2 separate regions of the Homo sapiens genome follow, and region 2 is linked to region 1. A link is an interaction called in ENCODE POLR2A ChIA-PET data of the cell type or tissue named here. Cell type or tissue: A673. All regions are shown on one strand. Links, peaks and the distances in the headings refer to the core of each region. The heading gives the core; the rest is flanking DNA.

What was found. Peaks named below come from ENCODE experiments on the same cell type or tissue, not always from the same donor. Only the 100,000 strongest peaks of a DNase experiment are listed, where the experiment ranks them.
Region 2: POLR2A ChIA-PET joins it to region 1 with 7 read pairs; 1 of 35 experiments calls an interaction of 5 or more read pairs at or near these places.

Annotation. Positions count from the first base shown.
Region 1 is chr5:167,890,626-167,898,178 of GRCh38, forward strand. The region is part of intron 5 of TENM2 (teneurin transmembrane protein 2); the gene reads left to right. Among named protein-coding and RNA genes, the nearest start is that of TENM2-AS3, 59 kb to the right of the region's middle. In A673, for the core only: a CTCF peak has its summit at 5,916; DNase peaks (open chromatin) are centred at 2,796, 3,946, 4,516, 5,136 and 1 weaker place; H3K27ac peaks cover 3,898 bases.
Region 2 is chr5:168,015,448-168,023,000 of GRCh38, forward strand. All of the region lies in intron 7 of TENM2 (teneurin transmembrane protein 2), which reads left to right. Among named protein-coding and RNA genes, the nearest start is that of TENM2-AS3, 66 kb to the left of the region's middle. In A673, for the core only: a CTCF peak has its summit at 5,659 (motif pointing left); no DNase peak of the experiment used is centred there; H3K27ac peaks cover 922 bases.

The sequences.
Region 1 (7,553 bases), core at 2,177-6,176:
CCTGCATTATGTCATGGCCACAAATCACTAGAGTCCAGTAGAGACTGCCCGTTTGAGATCAGGCATGATCTTTTAATTTATTCATGTATGAGATTTGCATGGCCTTTGTAGCATTTGTATCTTCAATCTCAGTTATCTAGCTTGTTGGCATCAATGATGATGATAATGATAATGATGATGATGTTACCACTGCTAATGTCATTAACAATAATCTCCATCTCCATGTTGGCACACCATCTTTACTTTTAGGAAACACTATCATGTGTATTACCTATTTAAATCCCCACTACAACCATCTGGTGAGGAAGATGTAGAAGGTATTATTATCTCTACTTAACAGATAATCCATTTGAGGGATAAAAATTTCAAGTGACTTACTGGTGGACCATATTTAGTCTAATGATCTCAAACTTTCCACTATCAAGGTCTTTTTAAATTTTCTTAATGTACTCTATGTTTTGTAGGACTTGGTCTACCTATTCACATGTATTTAAAAAAAATAGGTTGTTTACTTATTTTGTGTTACATGAAGATATATAGATAGATAGGTACCTCTAACCTCTACTCTCAATGATGTATTTGTTTACCAAGTACAGTTGTAACTGCTAATAGACAAATTTTGTGGTTCCTTTGCACAATTACTCTCTTTTTTGTTTGTTTCTTTGTTTGAGACAGAGTCTCCCTCTGTCACACAGGCTGGAGTGCAGTGGTGCAACCTCCACTCACTGCAGCCTCAGCCTTCCCAGTTGAAGTGATTCTCCTGCCTCAGCCTCCTGATTACAATTACTCTTCATTTCAGTGCTTTCCTAGCTGGACTTCTTAACAAGTACATACAATTAGGAGGAAGGAAAGCTTAAGTGGGCCATGAAAAGGTCAGGTGAGTTTTAGGGATCCTGGACCCAATATCCTTATTACATAGCTGGGGCTTATGCTGACCCACTAAGATCAGTGCTAAGGGAGTTACAAGCAGAATTCAAACTCAAGTTTTTGTTACTGTTTTTATGTTTGACACGGGAGTATACAGCATGGGAGATCACCTCACCTCTGGCTCTGAGGTTGGTACTCAGAAGCTGTGGACTGTCAGCATATTTTGATTAAACACCTATCATGTGTCCACCATGTCACAGGTGCTGGGCATTGCCTGGGTCTGAAGATCTATCATCGCATCTGAGCCAGGTCCTTGGCTTCCTTCTGGCATTCTGTTTGACACTGATGAGTTCTGAGACCTTGCTGGCCTTGACTTGCCCACTTCCTCACAGCAGCACAGGCTCAGCATGAGATCCTCTTTTCCAGAATAACCCAGAGACTTCCTGGACTTGATTGAGTTGTAGCTTGCTTTGGAAAAGATTCCAACTTTTACAAAGTGAAATTTCCTATGCTAAGCAAACTCTATTTATATTTTATTGTATTCTGTTGTCAGATGCTGCAAGTACTTGAAAGGAGCTTGTGATATAACATATTCTTGATTGTAATATAGCATTGTAAGCACATTATGGACTGAATTACAACATTTCATGAGAAGAAAAGAGAAGTGCTACATTAAACGTACACATTATTCATAAAGCTTCTAATTCCAGGAAAATTAAACTTGAAAAAATTATTTTCCAGAATGGATGATCTGTAGCACATAGGTTCTTATAAGTCAAATACAGTTCCTTATAAATACATGGAAGATATGTGCCCAACTCATATGCAGGCCTAGAGTAGTAAGTTTTGCACAACCTGAATCAAATTAGGTCAGTCTTCTAAGAAACATTCCCATGTTACAATGCAACCAAACTTTAACAGGGCCTCTAGGCAGAGGAGTGGTTTTCCTCTCTTGGGTGGAGAACCAAAAATGTAGCACTCTTCATTGTCAAGGTGTATAGCAAAGCATAGATCATGAGGGGAGAGCTTACACAGAATGGCATGGCATATGCCATCCAGAATCCACTGTGCAGCTGCTTAGGGATAGGAGTGTTTCCATTTTCAAAACCACATAAGTTTCAGAGGTCAAGCTTAGCAAAGCAGCTTGAAAAGTGTGTACTTAGTAGGCTTGGGGAAAAGTTGGAAGCCCATGCCCTCATTTTGCCTCGATTATAGTTCTGCAAAAACCCTCTCTTAAGAGCTCCAAAGTCTATGCCTTATTCCCTTCCCCATTTGGACTATTGTTACCCTGGGCAAGTTCTTTAATTAACTTCTCTGTGTTTTAGTTTCACCATTTATAACACAGAGATAATTATACTTCAAGATAATGTGTGGAAAAAAATACCTCTCCATTGCACAATGAGAAGTGGACATGCAAGTTATCATGATTGTTTATTAATAGCAATAACATCCCACATGAACAGTGGAATCAGCACTCTTCCCCACAGAACTCAGAACCTTTGTCCTGATTAACTCATTATGACTGACATTAACTCTGAGATTTTGCTGGCGGCAATGTGGAGGGAGAGTATTACCTTTTGGCTAGGTTTCTTCTTGTCCTGAGGTCTTTTTATTCTTCATCGGCACCTCCTGTAAGTAACTGGGTTTGGGCTGCTCAGAAATTCCTGTCTGTGATAAATAAGGGAAATTTCAGACAGGATGGTAACTCCATAGCTATTCAGGCCAAAGAGTTGGTAGACCATTAAAAACAATTCACATCCTTCATGTTCTGGGTTTAAATATGCATATTTCCATGGTCTTACTCCCTCCAAAATTGGTCAGACCAGTTCAAGGTTGGATGACAGATGTGAGCAAATCAGCGTCAGACAAGTTGAGCAGACTTTAACTTCCTATATTGTAGTAGAAAATTCCTCTCATAAAACAACGAGGCGCACGTATCAAGACCCCTGCTGTGTCCAATTAGACTTCTTTAAAAAGGAACAACCTCTTTAACTCTGTGAGTTTCTGGGGGCTGTTTATCTTTTCCTTTTGGCTTATCACAACTCTTAAATTACCTTGGCATATGCTTCGTTGCTAGTATTTTCTTGTATTTTCTTTTTTTCCGTTGCCACAGGAAACAAACAAAAAAGGTTTTTTTGTTGTTTTTTTTTTTTTAGTAAGAGGCATTTCAAGAACGTGTTAGAGGGAGAAAGAATGTTGCTTAATGAAATAAAGAAGAGATAATTTCCAAACGCTTTTAAAACTACATAGTAGGACAATCATTCAAGTATGGGATGCACCCTTAAGCAAGATTAGGTCTTATGGGTGACAGAGGAACTAAGTTTGGTGTGTCAGCCTTGATTTCTTATTACCCTAGTTCCTGCGCTTCATACAAATTTAAGATCCAAGCAATTATGCCTAACGTGCTCTTGAATACGGTAAAATCATGCATTTTATGTAGTCAGTAATAAAAATACTGCAGTCGTTTTTCCATCCAAAGATACAGTCCCATTATGAATAATGAGTCCTAGAAAAATATAGCAAGGTAGTCCAATGCGGCAGCATAATCATTTATGCATCTACCAAACCTCTTTCACAGTTCAAGAAGTTTAATAGACGATCAATTCCTTGAGGGCAGAAGCTTTCTTATTTATCTTTGTATCTTTGTTACCCAGTAAGCACCATTCCTGGCACATCAAAAATCACAGATGATGGATGGATGGATGGATGGATGGATAGATGATGAATGGAGAAAAAATACTTCCCTCTTTTGGTCTTTGAAGTTTCTGGGTATTACCAGTGAAGATACAGAGTATAGGGCAAGGTTCTCATACCTAACAATCAGGCCAAACCAGCACGTTTAATAAAATGTTTTTTCATTGCCCTTAGAATAAAACCCAGATCGTTTATTGTGGCTAGTGTGATGTGATTTGGCCACAGGCTAACATTCATAACTTCAGCTCCTTCCATTCTCCTTTTCTCTCCCCACTCTGTGACTAGACTTCTTTGCATTCTTTGGAAACATCCAAACTCTTTCCTCTGACAGCCTTGTACTTCCTGTTCCATCTGCCCAGAATCTTTCCCCCTATCTTTCCATGGCTGGTATGGTCATTCACTATACTCAAATATCATTCCTTGGATACCCCTGCCCCATCCAAATTTGTTCCCCTCCTCCCTTTCAGTATCCTCAACACCCAACAGTGCCCTGCACTTAGTATGCACTCCATAAATATCTGTTGGATGGTTGACAAATTATTGTGCATATTTTGCAAATATTTAATGTTACTATTGTATATTTAACTTAAAAATTACTGAGGTTTTTCTTCTTCCCAAACTCCAATTAAAAAGCAAACAACCAAAAACTCAAAACAAAGGTGAAAATGTTTCTTTTGTTTTATTCTCGTAACTTACTAGAAGCTAAGAGGTTGCCTCTTCTACTCACCCTGGAAAGAAGGAAGGAAGGAAGGAAGGAAGGAAGGAAGGAAGGAAGGAAGGAAGGAAGGAAGGAAGGAAGGAAGGAGGGAAGGAAGGAAGGAAGGGAGGGAGGGAGGGAGGGAGGCAGGGAGGACGGAAAACTTAGAAAAGACTGAATTAAACAAAGCTTAAGAAAAACAGAGTCGTAAAACTTCTCAGGGCCTTTAACATGTTTATGTGAACTGAGACTTTCTATTAGAATAGAGGCTTTACTTCTCAAAGTTATTTGACCAGAGAGCATTTTTCCTCCTCCTCTCCCTCCTCCTCTTCCTCTCCCCCTCCTCCTCTTCTCCTCTTCCTCCTCTCCTTCCTTCTTCTTTCTCAGAGTACTTTTGAGACTAATCTTTGATGGCATACATTTTGGGAAACAATAAAGTAGGAACCACCATCTGCTGAGCATTTTCTGTGCCCTAGGCACTGTACTAGGCATTTTAAGTTTGTCACTTGCTTTGGTTCTCGTCCTTTCATTAATGAAGGAAATGAGCCTCACAGAGTTTAGCTAACTTGACCAAATGCATGTAACCATCAAATCAAGCACAGCAGCTACGATTTGAACCATTGCTGCTTGATTCCAATGGCTTTGATCTTCTCACTGCTATGTACTACTTCGCAAAATATTACTTCTAATTAATTAAAACAGAGGTTCTCACTCTCAAATACATACAAAGCTTATAAAATACAAACTCCTGGACCCTATGCCAGATTTATTTAATTCACTATGTCTGAGTTGGGATCCAAAAATTTGCATTTCTAGCAGGCTCCCAGGTGATGCCTGTTTCTCTGGCCTGGGGCCCACATTTTGAGAACCATTGACTTAAAGCCCTGCGATTCCTGTTTAATGATCTTTGCAATAATGTTATTAGAAGCTTAAGAAGCTGAAGACTTTTTCAATTAGTTTATACTGCCTTTGTTAATGCAGAGAACTAGATAACAGGGAGCTCAACAATTCATTTCAATTCCACAAATGTTTATTGAGCATCTACTGTTATAGACGTTATGCAACATACAGGAAATCTGAGATAACTAAGACCAGGTACTTGGCCTTAAGGGTACTTTAGTCTAGTTAATGGCAGCATGAGGTGGATGAAGCTTTAAGAAGAACAAAAGCAAACAGATGGTTGTGAGTCAGCAGGTCAGGCAGTCTGATAGATGTCGACCCAGTGCCAGCATGGCACATCGCGGCCCTCCCCACCTGGGCTAGAGCTGGGACTGGGGAAAGCCTTCCCACAGAGATGGCACCTGATTGGCATCCTAATCATGATCAGTAGTCAGCTGGGGTGGAGGATTTTAGGAAATGCCAGCAGCAAGTGCAAAGGCTTGGAGAGACGAGAAAACATGGGGCCTTTGGGGAAAGCTTGAATAGCTAAAGGAAAGACTAGCACACAGATGTGTCCAGATTTAGGTTAGCAGAGGGGAATGACTGGATTGAGGCTGGAATCTGGCTGTGAAGGCCCTTGTCTGCCTTCCGTGGATTATACACAAAAGTCAGAGCAATGTTTAAGAGAACTCATGGTTGAGACATGTGGCTTCCAACCATTCTTCAGGCATGCATTCCTTTCATAAATAACTTTGCAACCCTACTGGCTGATGAGGGCGGTACAAAGAGGATTGAAACACTGAATCTGTCCTCTAGGAAGAGAAATAAAACATTTACAATCTAAAATCCAATACAAAGGTGGAAATGTGCCCTTATTAAAAAGCACGGAGACATAGGAAGAAGTCCTGGAACAGCAAAGAGGGAAAGGTCACTCCATTTATGATAACTCTGGTAAAAGAGTCAAAGATGGGAAGCAAAGCAGGTGCCATTATCAACCTCGCAATACCTTTATGGATATTTTTACAGATGGTTCTCTTAGTCACCTCAAAGAGTGCCAGGATAGAAGCTGGGAAGTGGAAACTCCGAAAGCTGTTAGAGAGGAATTGCCTTTAGAATCACGCTTGCTTTTTCCTCGTTGCTAAAACGTCCAGAAAATAGCTAGCATGTGCGTTTCCCCAGCCTGATTAAAGAGTGCATGTGCAAGCCTCTAAATAATTGCTGCATGAATCTTTATAACCACCCGAAATGAGCTTAACTCGGTTGGTCTACGATGGCAGAAAGGCTTATAATGTGAGGCTCATCATTCTATCACGCATCAAAGAATGGGAGGCAGAAGCCCTGTTCCATTCTCCCCTCGCTTCCTGATTAATCCACACTTTTAGAATATGAGTAAGGGCTGACTGATGAGCTGGTTTAGTTTAGCTTTGTAGGATTTTTCCTCCAATTTAGCAAGCAATGAGGACCCGCACTATTTCTACTCTTTCATTTGGCTCTTAAGTCTCATTTGTGCCATTAGCTGAACTGGTACCTTTTTTTTTTCCCTCCTGCTCAGAATTCAGAGACTTGTCCTTCTCTTGTAATTATAAAGTGCTCACAATCAAGACAGCCCTGGTAAACTTTTCTTTTTGGCACAAAAACAATATTAGCTAAAGAGCTGGTTGTAACACAGATGCTTAGAAAAAGTAGGAAAAAATCAGGTCTTAAAAAGATTTATAAACCCCATTCCAGCTTGTATTCATCATCTTCCTTTCTTGCTATACACCCTGGAGAATAAAGGATGCTATTTACAATGATCCCTGTCAGGAGATGTTGAATACAGACTTATCTGCCTGCCAGGTCACAATTACCTTTAAAATCTAAATGAAATGAAGGAAGAGAAACCGCATTTTTCCCAGTAATGGGATATTCCAGCCATAGTCTCATTGGCACCCACAGTCTTTGCCTCATTTGTGAGGGCTGCCTCAGGTTTGTCAAAGGGTCCTTATTTTAGAAGAAAGATATACAGATATATAGATATATAGATTGATAGCTAAGTAGGTAGATATAGGTAGGATGGTATGGAGAGAACGAAACAGAGAACTAAGTTTATGAGCCTGGGAATTTCAGTTGGGTAATCCGTAGTAAATTGTTTTTTTTTTTTTTTTTTTTGCATCTGCTGGGCACCGGGTACTACCTTAAACATTGGAAGCAGCATGAACTCCAGCCCCTTCGTGGTGGGCAAAGTGATTGGAGAGGCAAGAGATTTGCACACAGAAGACATGACTTCCCCCTACCTCCTGCTGATCTGGGTTTGTCATTGAAGAGCCCTTTGCTATAGCATTGCTTAGGACTCCTTAGTTTACTCAAACCTAATGAAATGTGGTTTTCCTCTCCATAAACCACCTTTGGATGTTGCCAATAGAGAGAATAATTTACT
Region 2 (7,553 bases), core at 1,953-5,952, 120 kb after region 1:
ATTCGGCACTGCAGCAGAGAACGAGAATAAAGTGCTTCTGAGTTGAACTGACAGAAGCTTCTAGAATCGGAAAGAGAAAGAATGCCGCAAAGAAGACTAAGGCACTTATTCCATGTGCTGCGCCTCAAGGAGAAGTCTGTTTAGTTTGGGAGACCAGAGTGCCTCAAATGGCGTCTCCCCAGTGGCTTTCTTGAGTTTGGGATTTGTCCACTTCATGATTGCTTCTTTTCTGTGGTGGGTGTTTCCCATTCCTTCTCTGAGTCAGCAAACAGCCATGAGAAAAGTTTCCTCCCGTTTTTCTCATCCTCATTCCTGAGGATAAAAAAACCTCTCCTTCAGATCAGAAGGGAAGGCAGAATGATAGTAGCTAACACATGGTGAGCATTAATGATGCTTCAAGTTGAGGGCTTTCCTTGAATCCCTCGTTTAATTCTCTCCGTAAGAAGAATTGTCCCCATTTGGCAGATGGGAAAACCAAGTCTTAGAAAGTTTCAGTAACTTGCCCAAGGTTGCACCGCTGGAGAGAAGCGGCACAAACTTGAAATCAAGAGGCCTATATTCCCCTCCTTCTGCACTGTTAACCTGAGCTGCAACCAGGGACAAGCATGCACCTTTCCAGAGCCTTGGTTCCTCCATCATAACATTTATGCAACACTCACTCTATGCTGGTCACTAGGCTTTCCCTGCATCAACACATTTAACCCTCACAACAACCCTATGGGATTGTACTCTTTTTATCTCCATTTCACAGATGAGGACACTGAGGCTTACGGATGTTAAGTAGCTTGTCCAAGGTTGTACAGATAGGAACTGCCCTAATGAAACACCCGTGCACTGAACCATAATGCTCCATCACCTCCCATGGGGAGTCCCCAACGCCCTTCAACTCTGTCTTACTATCATTCCATTATTTTATCTGACAAACGGTATATATTTTTTCTTCCTGAAAGCAGCAGCTTCATAGTGAGTTCCTGCAACATTTCAAGGAGCATTCATTATCTTCATTTTATTCCCACTTTATAGATGCAGAAACTGAAGCATAAATCAAATAACTTGCTAAGAGTAAAACAATTAGTGAAGAGCAAGAGTGGCTTCAAAGTCAGACCTGCCGAATTCCAACACCCATGTTAACGTAGGTTCTGTGGAGCTGGCACTCAGAAACCACGTCTACTGCCTCTTGGCCTTGACCTCGTATGAGCAGTGAAATCATAATCCCCAAGCACCTTCTCAGTGGGAGGTGAAGGAGGTAGCTTGCTTGGTAGCTAACAGCAAAACCTCTGAAATCGGATAGAATGGCGCTGGAATCCCCACTCTTCCACTTACTGACTGCATGACTCTGAGCAAGTTACTTCACCTCTCTGAAATAGTTTTGTCATCTATAAAATGGTAATAATAAATGCACCCATCTCCAAGAGTCATTGCAAAGATTATATTAGATGTTGTATGCACAGCTTTTTGCAAAGTGCATGGTACAAAGTGCTCAATGATTGTTAGAAGAGATTAGAGTTGACCTCATAGGATCACCACACTGAGCCACCCAGGATGGGACTCAACCTTGCAATGGGCTTCATCTCCTAGAAGGCACCCTGCTCTGGTCCTTATGATCTGCACTGACCAGTTAGCAGCCTCTCTTGCCCCTCAAGATTTCTTCACTTCCTTTGTACTGAGTCAGCTAGAGGGACCACTCATCATTTCACCAAAGTAAAAGGAAGTAGAGACAATTGATGATTGATGTTAGAAGCAGGGGACAGGGGTAGAAAGCATGTGGGCTTCAGATCTGTTCAGACCCAGGTTTGAATTTGGATATCACTTAAACCTCCCTAAGTTTCAGATTATCATTTTAGAGCAGCAGCATGAGGATAATAATGTTCACCTTTGCAGAGTTATTAAGAATAAACAAGAGGAAAATTATAAAGTGTTGTGACATGTAATAAGACAATGGCTATTATTTTTAGATTGGCCAACTCGTTTGCATGGAGCTCTTCGTGACAGACCATTGAGAAGTGACCTGAGTTCCACAAATGTCCTTTGCTCACTTTATTTGGCACTGTTTGTGTGGTGAACTTTCCCCACTCTGGGTGTGGCTGGTCAGTCTCTTACAGTGTGTGGCTAGCAGATCACCTTTGAATAACATCTGTGGCTATTTAATTTGTACTGGGGAAAGAAAGAAGTATTACAAGGAAAGCAGGCTGCCCCGTTGGGATGCTCAAGGCCCATTTTCTTGCACTTAGCCTAGGATTGGCATCTCTTGGTCAATGTGGGTCACCTTCCTGAGAATAAAGGGGCTTCATTGGCTCAATAATTATCCCAACTGTTTTTTCAGTTGTGGCTATTTGAGAAAGAGGTTTCATATGTCAGGAGTACAAAATAGAGACTGACTTCATCGATCTTTATGCCATTTTTGCCCTTCATCGTTGATGTCATTTGACTCTTCAGGCCCCCCTTCTCCCGTCACTTTCTTCTTGACATAATAGCTTTCTTCTGTTCCGTCCCCATCTTCCCATCTGCTCTTTCTCATAGCTCCCTCTTCTACACCTCGTACTTTCCGGCCTCTGCACTTCCACTGTTGGGCAACAGAAGAGCTGTCTTTGTTTAAGCTTAAACTTTATCTTCTGGCAAAATGGAGAAATTAACTGCCTACCAGCATCTCGGAGTTGGTTGTGGGGTTCATAGGTTCATACGTGTTAATTGTTTTAAAAATTCTCCTTACTATAGCAATGCAAGAATCACTAATCTTTCTCTCTTTCCCTTTCTCCCTATTCCTCTTCTCCTCTCCACATTAAGTCTGATTTTTTTCTCTCTCTGAATTTATCCAGCTTACATAATTTGCCTTTTCATTTTGTGAATGGAGATAATTTGTGAATAGAAATTACTTCCAAATGTTTCAAAAATATTTTCTAAGCATTTGCTTTAACATGGTGTTGTGAGCTCTTTTTTTTTTTTCCTCTTTCTTTTTTTTTCATAAGGAAATAAGTATTTCCAGGGAAATGAGCTTTAGGGGGAGAAAAGGATTGCATTTCACTCTCTTCTTGGGTCTCTTTTGTTGATGACAATTTTGAGCTGGAGTAACTGCAGATATTGACTTGTCGACCACCTGGGGTGGAGGGGGACAGTTTTATTCAGACTCCTGCCCAGGAAGTCCCAGGAAGGAATAGGATAGGAGGGAGGAGAGAGGAGAGGGTAAATGAATTCAGAAAATAGAGCTAGCCTGGAAACTGATGACTTTTTAGGTGAGAGATTCCCTACATCAATATTTTAATTTTAAGACACATTCTTATACTTGGGTTGATTCTGGGGTGCCTCCTAAGGACAGACTTTGTCCTTTATTCATTAATTCAGCAAGCATTCACTAAAAACTTCCTTCTCTCTAAGACCTTAGTGATGCAGAAATGGGTGACTGAGGTCCCTGTCCCCGAGGAGATCTCCATCACACACAGAGAAAATAGATGTGCACACTATCACTTATAACACAAGACCAAGGAGACCACGCCTGTGCTAGCATGGAAGTGAGCACGGGGAGAAGAAAAGGAGTCGTCTGTCTGTTGGTATCAGAGAGTACTTTAGAGGGGAGATGGCATTTGATATGTAGCTAGAAGGGTGCATAGGATTTTGGCAGAAGGGAAAGAGGGGAGAAATACCTTTCAGGAATAAGAACACCAAGTGCAGTGATTAAAGCCTGGGAAATCATGGTGAGTAGAATGCCACGTATCATTAACACTGGAGCAAAAAGTATACAAGGATCTAGGGTATTGATGGAAAAGGTATTGGGGAGAAGGACAGCATGACAACAAGCCTTTCATGCCATAAGAATGTGTATTTGGATTTGATTCTTAAGTGACTCAAAACCCGCCAACAATTCTGAGTGGAAGAGGGCATGGAGCCGTCTGGCAGCCCCATGCAGAATGAAGTGATGGGGTGAAAACTAGATGAGAGCCAAGGAGGCCATTCCAAAGCCCAGAAAGAGGAGACTGTGAATAAAACAAGAACAATGGCAGGGCAGGCAGAGAGGAGAGGAGACATGAGGGAGACATCATAGAGGTTGAATGTCCTGGTTTGATCATTGACTGAATCTGGTGGGAGGGGAAAGGAGACATCAGGCATAATTCAGTCCATTGATCAGCCTTTTGCTCGATACTGGACAGAGTAACCTGGAGCCAGCCCCTGGGAAAAAGGGGTAGAGGGTAAAAGAAAGTTTCCTGTTCCTATAATGTACAATGAATAATCAGCTGCAATTTCAGTGGATGTCAGCTGGGCTAGATGATGCTGGAGTTTCTGGGACAAAAGATGCACTTCCTAAGTTATTTTCATGCATGTAATGAAAAAATTAGAAGACAGCAGAATTGGGTTTAATAAACTTTCCTATTTTTAATTGCCACTGAATGATGTTTTAAGGACAATAAGTCCTTAGAGGAAAGAAAAGGCTTTAAAAGCACCCACTTCTTCTCTTCCATTGAAATGACATGTTTCACCTATGTGATGACTTAATTGCCTAAGAGCAAGGAACAGTGGAACTACAGATAACCTTAGTTGGGCTTTAGAGCAGGGAATGGATTTCTACCTATATGGCAATTATATACCATGTTCTCTGAGGGTTAGGATCCACACTGGGCTTCAGAATTGTGCTTAGAGGGGCCAGGGTTTAGATTGTTAGGATTTACAATCAGCATCAAATTGGGAAGAGAATGTCGAGGATGTAGGTCAATATCAGTCAAGTTCATTTAGACCTCCCCCGACCCAAATATATACTTGCCACTTTGCTACAAAAGACAAGGTTAGGGGCTACAAGGTGACACCCGAGACTTCTTTAGTGGATATTTAGAGTTCGCCCATTCTCCAGAGATAAGAAAGAAGGATTCTCCAAAACCCAGACCCTTAGACCTCAAGCGAAGGTCTTGGAATAGACAGTACCCACATTCCTGCTGTCCTTTGCTTCTTGTGGAAGTTAATTTTGTGCTTGTTTAACATTTTTAATTGGCCCAACATGCTCCTGCAAGGCATTTTTCAGTCATTCTGTGTTTGACTTCACCTGGTTATGATTGTTTCCTGTTTTGGGTTTTTGACGTCGTCATTTTATCTTGTTTTCATGAGAGTATCATTCCCTGCTCACTGAGAGCCATTTGATTTTTCAGCAGCTTAGGTGGCAGATCTTGAAGACGGTTGCGTCTTCACCTTGGGGAGTGTCTTTCAGTGATTCGTGGTTGGGTAGGGTGGAACCTCCACCCGCCGGCTTCCCAAACTGATATGTTGGCTTTTCTGAACCTCCAAAGTTGCTAAGATACAGTGTGTCTTTGGACCCCTTCCAGGCTGTTTCCTTCCACACTCACAGCTTTGACGGAATATTTCCTCTGCCTGATATCGTTAGAAAGGTGACATGCCAAACCAAAGTTAGAGCCGTTACAAGACATTTCTTTGAGTGCAGTTTCCTTGGTTCACCCGTTCATCTGCTGTGCTGGAAGAAAAAAGTGAAATCAAAAAAGCTCTATTAAATAGATGTGCCAAGGAACGAGGAAAAAAAAGAAAAGTTTCTTCAACTTTTATATGCTCAGAATTGTCTCACAAGCATATTTTTGTTCCTTTCCTCTATTTAAAAATTGATAACCTAGAAAGTCAGGAGCAGGCTAGGAATCGTTTGTGGCACAAAAGTGGCACCTACTGGTAAGCCTTGGCTTAAATTTGAAGTTTAGATTTGTGCATGACCTTGACCAAAGTTATATCCTCCTGAGAATGCTTCCTAATGATTTTCTATGTCTGGAAGGGCAAACCCTCTTTAGATGTATAAATATTAAAAAGCACTTCTTAGGCATGAGGGCACTGGTTTCAGGGCTACAGAATGACTTTTTCAGCTTGTAATTAAAAACATGTACTGGATAACTAACCAGCAGCAGTATTTGCTTAAAGGAGCAAATGATTTAAAACTGATTGGGTTGCACACCAAAGTGGAGTGACCCATGGTGGCTGTTCTTACCTCTGGTTTCTCGAGGCATCCACCCAGCTCCCCGAGGTTCCTCAAGTCACTGGGTTCTTGAAACCCACAGCCTTCCTTTCCTTGCGTGTTTGGAGTTTTTGCTTTATCCTGGTATCCACGTTTTGTTTTTCATATCTTTACTCTGTATCTGAATATTTATTCCACGTTTTGGTTTTCATGTCTTTACTCTGTATCTGAATCTACAGAACTCACACTCAAGAAAAACCATGGCTCCCCCTGTTACAGTGCACACTCAAGTTTCATAAGAGACCCCAACACTGGCTGCACTCAGCAGGTCAAACAATCATTTTCAAAGGACCATAAGATTTTTTAAGAAACAGACTGTCCTACATATTTGAAATCTTTTTTTTTTTTTTTTCTATTTTAAAGGCAGATTCCACTGAATGCTGCAAAAGTAACAGAAATGATTAGGAACAGAGTTGTGACCTATCCAATTTCAAAAAAGAAAGGGAAGGGGTGAGATCTACCCCCTCCTAAGTGGTAACAGGCCCTTTCTGTTCATCTTCTCATCTAATTGTCTAAACAATCCTACATCACAAGATACTGTCATCAACTGCATTTTGCAGATGGGAACACTGAGACCTAGAGATTGTCTAGTGTGATATAACAATTAAGTGATCATTTTAGGAATCTTTCTCATTTTAAAATCAATATTGTACTCCTGGTGGTATAAATAAAGATGACCTTTGTTTATTCATTTACTCATCCATTCATTCCAAATATTCATTAAGCACCATGCATGAGCAGGCACCGTGCCGGGGGCTGGGGATGCAGCGCAGAGAAGAGCAGCCGGGAGCTCCGCTCCTCTGGAGTTTTCTCTCTGGTATCACTCCGAGAGTCTCCACATCCCAATTTGCTCTCTGCTCTGAGGGTCTTTTTTTAACCCCTAGGGGAGAAGTTGACAGATTGTGAACATCAATAGTTATTGAATTGGTTTTGTCCCAAGGCTTCTTAAAAACAGTTTTCAACGAGTGCCAAGCCCTAACTGTCTCCCAAATCCTACTGAAAGAAATCAGAGCAGGTTATGTTTTCATTGTCTAGCCACCCTTGGCCATGAGGCGCTGCATCCGGCTTTTTCTCTGGGGCCCATTTTTCGCCACAACTCTTCAGCCTTCTACCACTCGGGTTAAGTTTTGCTTTGTGCATTTACAATAAGTGCCTGCCAAGCATGAGTGTTGCAGGATTAGAATAAAATAGTGGGGGTGAAGGAAAGCAGATTTTTTGGAAACCGGTAGAAACACTCCATGAAATGGAGCATTGTACCAAACTCAGCTTAGTTATACAAAAGCATGTATAGTGTTTCTTTTTATTTCCCATCTTAACGGGAGGAGGCAGAGAACAGTGGTTACAGAACAACTTTAGAATCGTTCCTGATTGTCCAAATGGTTTTTTTACCCCTCTGAGATTGGGGACTCAGGGGCAGCCGTGTCTCTCACGCCTGCCCATTCTGCCCCGCTCGAAGCCACACTGCAGTGTTCCATGTCCATCTCGCCTGCGCTATCTAGGCAAGGGTGCGTGTGCCAGGCTATTAAACACCCCACACCCCACTCCCCTGTCGTTCTCTAAG